Linked DNA regions of Homo sapiens: region 2 is linked to region 1. A link is a contact called in ENCODE Hi-C or POLR2A ChIA-PET data. All regions are on one chromosome and are shown on one strand. The core of a region is the stretch at or near the end of the contact, and the rest is flanking DNA. Distances in the headings are between cores, read along the strand shown.

Region 1 (3,849 bases), core at 543-3,042:
AAAAATTTATATACTCCTAACTCCCAGTATCTCAGAATGTTATCTTATTTGAAAATAGAGCATTTTAGATTGAATTAGCTAAAATAGGATGAGGTCATACTGGACTAGAGGCCCTTAATCCAATGTAGGCCCTTAATCCAATATGATTAGCGTTCTTATAAGAAGGGGAAATTTGGAGAAAGACACACAGGGAGAACACTGTGTGAAGATGAAGGCAGAGATCAGGGACATGCTTCTATGTGCCAATGAATAGCAAAGATTGCCAGCAAACCACCAGAAGCTAGATGAGAGACATGCAACAGATTCTTCATTACAGCCCTCCAAAGGAAACAACCCTGCTAATACCTTGATCTTAGAATTTTAGCTTCCAGAAATGTGAAGACAATACATTTTAGTTGTTTAAGCCACTCACTGTGGTACTTTGTTATGGCAGCTCTAGCAAACTAATATACTATTTCTAGTTTTCTAAGAGTTTTTACTATAAATGAGTGTTGAATATTTTCAAGCAGTTTTTTTCTGCATCAATTGATATGGTTGTGTGAATTTTTTCCTTAGTTTGTTTACATAGTGGATTACAATAACTTAATTTTGGATGTTGAAGTAGCCTTGTTGCTTAAAATAAATTCTATTAGTCATGGTGTATAATTTTTATATACACTGTTGGATTTGGTTTGCTAATTTGCTAAACTAATATTTCATTTTGGGGATTTAAAAAAATCTGTATCATGAGGAATATTGATCTCTAGTTTTTGTTCTTTTTTGTTGTTCTTGCGCTATCCTTGGATTTGCTGTCAGAGTAATACTGGCTTCATAAAACAATTATCAATATTTTCTCTTACTCTATTTTTTGGAAGGTATTATGTTGGAGTTATGTCTTTAAATGTTTGGTAAAATTCTCTAGTGAAATCTCCTAAGCCTAGAGATTTCTTTTTGGGAGATTTTAAAATCACAAATACAATTTCTTTACAGTTATAGAGATATTTAAATAGTGTAATTCATACTGGTAAATTGTGGTAATCTATGCATTTAGAGGAACATATGTACTCAAATATATATGGGTAGAACTATTTGTAGAATTTCTTTTTTTTGATGTCATCAGAGTCTATAATAATAACCCCTGTTTTATTCCTGAAATTGGTAATTTGTGTCCCTCTTTTTTTTTTTTGTTCAGTCTTGCTAGAGTTTTGACAATTTTATTAATCTTTTCAATGAAACAGTTTTTTGTTTCAATGATGTTTTTCTATCATTTATGCTTTTAATTTTGTTGCTTTCTACTGTGGTATTTATAATGCTCTTTCATCTGCTTGATTTGGATGATCTAGCTCTTCTTTTTTTAGTTTCCTGAGGTGGGGGCGTATTGTTAATTTGAAACTTTTCTTCTTTTCCAATGTGAGACTCCAGCGCTATAAATTTTCCTCCCAGCATTATTTTAACACCATCCCACAAAGTATAATATGCTTTACTTTCATTTTCATTCAGTTCAATGTATTTTTAGAAAATTCCCCTTGAGACTGCCTTTTTGACCCATGGATTCTTTAGAAGTGTGTTTAGTGTCCATGTATTTTAGTCGTGGTGTTGAAAAGCATATTCTCACCTGGACAAGCTATGGTGGTGCTGCGAATACTATTGCTTAGAGGAAAATATTAAAAACAACTATGAGATTGTCCTTGGTTGACTTTTTGGAATCAGAATATTTTAAGTGGAACTGGTTTAACCAGAATTAAGTAAATATATTGGTATGAGTCTAAGGAACTCTCCTGTAAAGAATCAAGTTACCAAGTTCTGATTAATATGCTAGATTGACCACAAACTCCTGTATTTTCTCTAAAACCATACTAAAGTGGCCATAAAATGATCTCAAAAATGCCACAAGCCAACAATGACAATGTACACAGGAAAAAGGTGATAATTTTACAAGCTGAAGTGAAATGGACAAGAGATGACAGTTGTAACAGACCAGAGAAAGCTGAAGTTTAGCCAGTGGAAACCTCTGAAGCAAGCTAGTCATGATGAGGAAGACCAGCAAAGCTCAGGAACTGGAAATAACAGTTACACTGAAGTGGGGTAGGATACAAGTGGATCTGAAAAGAGGAAGATTGTTCAAGAAACAATATAAACAGCAGCTCAAACCCTAGATTCACTCCTGTAGTCCTCACACTAAGGAAATTACCCCCTATACTCCAGCAGAGGATTAATTTATTTTCTATAAAGGTCGAAAATTAGTGGCATCATATAAAGATGAAGACAAAGGTATCACAAGAGATACAGGCAAACAAAGTAAAACTCTAATATAAACAGTGGGATTCTTTGACTTAGTTATGAATGAGTAGCTAATAGTCAGTCTCTTATTCCCTCCAGGCAGGTCATTGTATAACCCCTCCCTGAATAACTGGCCAGCATACGAAGAGGAATCTGCAGATACCAACAGTCTTTGTATTGGTTCTTCAAAGAAACAGCCCATCCAGATCACACTATGGTGAAGCCCAGAGTGAACAAGTCTGCCTTTAGACACTAAACTCCCAGTCAGCTTTTCAGCCATTCTTAAAGATGAATGGACAGCCAATGATCACCAAACATCAGAGGAAACTCTCTAGCAAAGTAAAGATAAAATAAACAGTATGGGGCCGGGAGTGCTGGCTTATGCCTGTAATCCCAGCACTTTGGGAGACTGAGGTGGGAGACTGAGGTAAGAGACTCGCTTGAACCCAGGAGACAGAGGTTGCAGTGAGCCGAGATCACGCCACTGCACTCCAGCCTGGGTGACAGAGCGAGACTCCATCTCAAAACAAACAAACAAACAAACAAACAAACAATGAAAAAGACAAAAATTAAAAAAAAAAAGTATGAAATTTAAACAAAGATAATGAAAGGAACAGAAGAAACTTTTTGTGAAACGTAATTGAAGAGAAACAAAAAGAAATTATATTACATAAAAATGGGAAGCAATAAGGAAGATTCATACAACAAAAGCTAGCACTTGGAAATTAAAAAATAAAGAACCATAAATAAAAAAAATCTAAAAGAATAGTTGGAAGATAAATTTGAACAAAAATATCCTGGAAAAAATAAAGAGGTAGGTTATTAGAAAGAACAGATAAACCAAATTTTCTATATAAGCCTCATTTTACTTTTTAAAATTATGTAAGTAGTTTTTAAAAATTAAAAGTAAAAGGACCAGGGTGGAAATTGGGGATTAACCCAACCAGATTTGCAAATTCTTAAGAAACTGGACTCCTTCCTGGAAGGGAAGAGGGTGTGTAGCAGGCATGAGGTAATTGATTAAAGTTACTACTTTGACACATCTGCAGAGACGAGACTTTTTTCCTTTCTTTCTTTCTTTTTTTTTTGCAACAGAGCCTCGCTCTGTCACCAAGGCTGGAATGTAGTGGCATGATCTCGGCTCACTGCAACCTCCTCCTCCCGGGTTCCAGCGATTCTCCTGCCTCAGCCTCCTGAGTAGCTGGGATTACAGGCACCTGCCAACACACCTGGCTACTTTTTTTGTATTTTTAGTAGAGACGGGGTTTCACCATGTTGGCCAGGCTGGTCTCGAACTCTTGATCTCAGGTGATTCTCCTGCCTCAGCCTCCCAAAGTGCTGGAATTACAGGTGTGAGCCACTGTGCCTGGCAAGACAAGACTTTTTTTCTAAACTTCTCTGGTAAGGCTGGCTTTCAAGTGAGCTTTGATACCTTTGTTTGAGGCTATATGCTATCAGAAACTAGAGCTATTGCACAGAATGATGGAGCAGAAATATACAGGATGATTTTAAATTGTGCTTAAAAACTGCCAATAAAATGGAAGAGGACTGGTATAACTCTGAGATGGGCTACGTGGCCACAATTGTAAA
Region 2 (3,849 bases), core at 890-3,389, 120 kb before region 1:
CTTTACAATTAACAAAAATTAAGAAAATTTGGCAAAATACTTCATTTTATTTCCCACACAGCGTTTCCTCATAAAGTCTCGTAAAACGTAAACTTGTCTATTTAGATAGAAATACCTCATCAGATTTACTATCTATACTAAACTTATTAGTAATTCTTCATATAGCTTCTTTCGTCCCCAAATTCCCAAACACCTTAGAAACATTGTCTGGGAGCTCTTTCAATGAGATAACGTGTTCAGAGATGGTAAATGGAGTGGGTACTGCCACTCCTTGTTGCCATCTCCTAGCAGACACACCCTGCCCTCCACCCATTCCCATGGATCCTGCTGTAGTCAGAGTGAGATTCAACAGTGGTCTTGAGGCTTTTTTCTATGAACCAACCAGAATTGAAGGGGAAACGACACCATTTACTCTTCCTGGGCGAGTAAAAACAGCATGTATTGGGGTATGAATCACACATTTATCCTTGTGTGACCTGGAGTACGTTAGTAAGCCTGTCAGAACTTTAGTTTCCTATAAATTTGGACATTATCTCCTTGAAAATTTTCTTATGAAGAGTAAGTGAAATCTTATTCTAACTGCAAGGCCCCTTTGTCATCTCTCTATATTTGCTTATATCCAGTTAAGGCTTTGGCTTAAAGTGCTTACTATGAAAGTAGCTTAAAGAGCTTAAAGTAGATTAAAGTAGCTTAAAGTAGCTCAAAGTAGCTTAAAGAGCTACTTTGCTCTTATTTATGCTTGGTCCTTCATTCATGCATTTGGATGTATGGCTGAGTGGAAGACATCGATTCCGTTTGATCTGGAAAACAATGATTCTCATTTTCTATCCATTATACCCATTGTCTCTTGGGCAATGTCACCAGGAACAGCTCTGCCAAAATTTATGATCCTCAATCCTGCTTATCTGTTGGCAATGTTTCATTGACAATCACCCATCTGGTTAAATACCACTCAGACTTCATTCTCATGTTACATTCACCTTGAGCTTTCTTAGCAGATTCTAAATTATTTTAACTTCTTTTTGCCTCCACTATGTACTGAAAGCCTTTGGCAAGTGCCTAAAATATGTATTTTGGGTTACATAAGAAATACTCTACTGGAGTTGATATGAACTCCAATGGAGGCAAATGAACAAATCCAGAATAGCGCCTAGAAGATTAGAAGATGTCAGGTTCTCATCTATCCATCTATCCATTCATTCATCCACCCCTTTCCAACTGAGTGCATAAATACTCAGTGGTAGACCCAGAAATAGATGTTGGAGATTTAACAGTCAATAAGACTGACAAATTCCCTTCCTTCTCTTGTGGAGTCTCTAGTGAGAGAAAACAGGCAAAAAATAATTGACACTAAACAAGTAAATAATGTGATTTTAGTTCTAAGTGCTATGGAAAAAAATAGAGAGCACATGAAAACAAGAAGACTATCTTCAAGCCAGAAAGTAAAAATGCTTAGATTTAGTGATCAAACTAGAGTTCTAGAAAACAGGAAGCTAGCAAGATGGGGAGAAGTAATCAGATCTCAGGTGATTGAAAATAACATAGTGACCAGCAGAATACACTGAAATCGGCCAGATGCAAAGGAATGATTACCCTCAATCTGTCTTTCAGCTTCTAGCTGGGAAGAAATTTCTTTCAGGTTCTGGACCAATAGGTGGGTAGGAGTGAGGAAAATGGCTACATCTAATTAAGGAAAGACTGCCGGAGAAGTAGGAAGGATTTTCTTTCCAGGATGTTCTGGATCTAGTACATATTTGGCAGGTTTTCATAATTTTCTTTATATTAGAAAGTGGATCAAAGGTCAGGTATGATTATTGCACAAACATAAAAAAAAATTCCCTCCTCTGGGGGTGTCACAAATGAAGCCCCTTACGAATTCTTCACACGGGTTACAGGCATTATCACAATGCTTAGGCATATGATAAAACTACAGCAACAAATTAGGTGCAATTAAACGTTTTCAACTCTCTCACACACCTGAAACCAAAGCTATGAAAAAAGAGGCATATCCCAGGTAATTAATTGCCAAGAAACATTTAATGATCTCTCCTCTGCTACATTTAACATGAGTCATGAGTGCTTTGTTCCAACTTAGTCATAAAGTTCCCTGGAGCCAAGGGCATGTTACTACGGCACACTAAAGGAAAAAAACCCTAAACACAGAGCTTAATTAATTTTCAACTTCTGCCACACAACTTCACACCTGAATTCCTTATCCTTTGGGCATACTTAATATAACCACAATGCACTGTAGTAACACCTACTTTATAGGCAGAACTTTCATCTACCCACAGTTTCCTCTTCTTTGTAAAACCATTTGGCTGACCATCACAAAATGGCAGTAACCAAGCTTCTCTCTTTGCAGCCTGACAGGTCAAGCACCCTACTAAATTCAAGAAAGAGACTGTTTTATACCATTATTTTGCTCTAATAACAGAGTGGGAACTCCTTTAATGTTAAGATTCTCTAGAGAAGGATGTTGTTTTAAAAGTATTGACCCACGAGAAGCAAAGGTACCTGGCAACTTTCAAAATGTGTGATATATTTGTGTCAGCTTTTTCTCCCAGGCCCGTTCTGTCTTTTGAGCATATTGAAAGAAAGCCTATCTTTTTTTTTTTAATCCAAATATGTAGCAGATGGGATGGTGGATAAATGTCAATTACTGTTGTCAAAATTTGCAAAGGCAGACCTCATTGGCTTTGGGCTTAGCACGCTACATGACAATGGAAATGGATACGACATTTGCATTTAATAAAGCGTTTGCTGAGGAAATTGAGTTGAGTCTGAAGGTTCTGCTGGTGACAGAAAGGAGATTAATGTCAAACTTCAAAGGTGGGGAAAAACTTTTAAAACTTTCAAATTTGAGCTTTTCTAAACCCACATTTAAAAACGTTGCCTTAAAACTGAAAAAAATATTATTTTGTGCTTTTTAAGATAAGTTGGGTTTTTCCATTTCAGTGCATTTGTGAATAACTCTGAGAACTATTTTCTTTTATCTATTTGACTTGAAAATATAGCAAATACATACAGATTGTATATATTCTATGCCTGCACAGCTAGTTAGACTATAAAAAATCATGTCATTTGCTGGTATTTTGTTTTCTACTCCATTGACCAATTTTTCATTTTGCCCACCTGCTGTTTTCATATCCTGTACACACTGCATAAGAGCCCTTCCCCTCTATTCTAACTCGAATCCTCAACAGAGACATAGATTTATCATTCAGTTTGGCCTCACATGATTGCCCACAGGACCATCCTGGTTTCTTCTGGCCTTGACTAGAGATTGGATTTTTGTATTTTGAAATAATCTAGCCATAAAAAACCATCTGAGTTCTTCAGAGAAGATACCCTTTCTCTCTCATCCTCCAGAATCCTATCTGGATATGTTCAGAGGGAATGATCACTACACTCAGAGTGGAATGTTTCAGAAGCTTGAATTTGCAATCAATGTTCATTTCCAAGGGCAAGCTAGGGTTTCTCCTATGTGTCTGTGTTTGTGAGGAAAGGTGAGTTCTGTCAGCATTTAAAATCTCGGTGAAGTGCTCATGAAAGGAGGCATGTAGAAGGGCTATTTTTAAGAAAGCCTTATCATTAAAGCTTAAAATTTCCCTGAATTCATGGCCTCTGCAAAGGAACCGAATCCATGGAGGCAAAGGACAAACTCCCTGGAGAATTTGAGAGTTCTCAATTGATGCAGTTTTAGAATTTGCAGTTTTGAATTGTAAAGGCCAGCAAGCAGTCATGCTGCGTTGCCTCTTGCTTGGGCTGGCTCTGAGATTATTGATTCCAAAATCCTGACTGGCATGAGAATTACCTGGGGATTTCTCTAAAAATATAGTTTTCTTC

The links. Hi-C counts contacts between places; a loop is a spot of excess contacts on that map. ChIA-PET counts read pairs that join two places held with the same protein, here RNA polymerase II (POLR2A). Pooled maps may share reads with other maps.
Region 2: a loop to region 1 is called in a map of Calu3, with 2.4 times the contacts of the local background. The contact joins two enhancer-like sites. A Hi-C loop is called at or near these places in 1 of 168 maps with a recorded cell type or tissue (Calu3), 2 of 37 single-sample maps with no recorded cell type and 2 of 50 pooled maps. POLR2A ChIA-PET finds 5 or more read pairs at or near these places in 1 of 52 experiments (Panc1).

The regions. Positions count from the first base shown.
Region 1 is chr12:88,814,399-88,818,247 of GRCh38, reverse strand. No RefSeq gene overlaps it. Among named protein-coding and RNA genes, the nearest start is that of LINC02458, 200 kb to the left of the region's middle. Within about 2 kb of position 1,792, at least 2 of the 41 ENCODE cell types and tissues checked have a DNase peak (open chromatin) inside an H3K27ac peak, as active enhancers do.
Region 2 is chr12:88,932,846-88,936,694 of GRCh38, reverse strand. No RefSeq gene overlaps it. Among named protein-coding and RNA genes, the nearest start is that of LINC02458, 85 kb to the left of the region's middle. Within about 2 kb of position 2,139, at least 3 of the 41 ENCODE cell types and tissues checked have a DNase peak (open chromatin) inside an H3K27ac peak, as active enhancers do.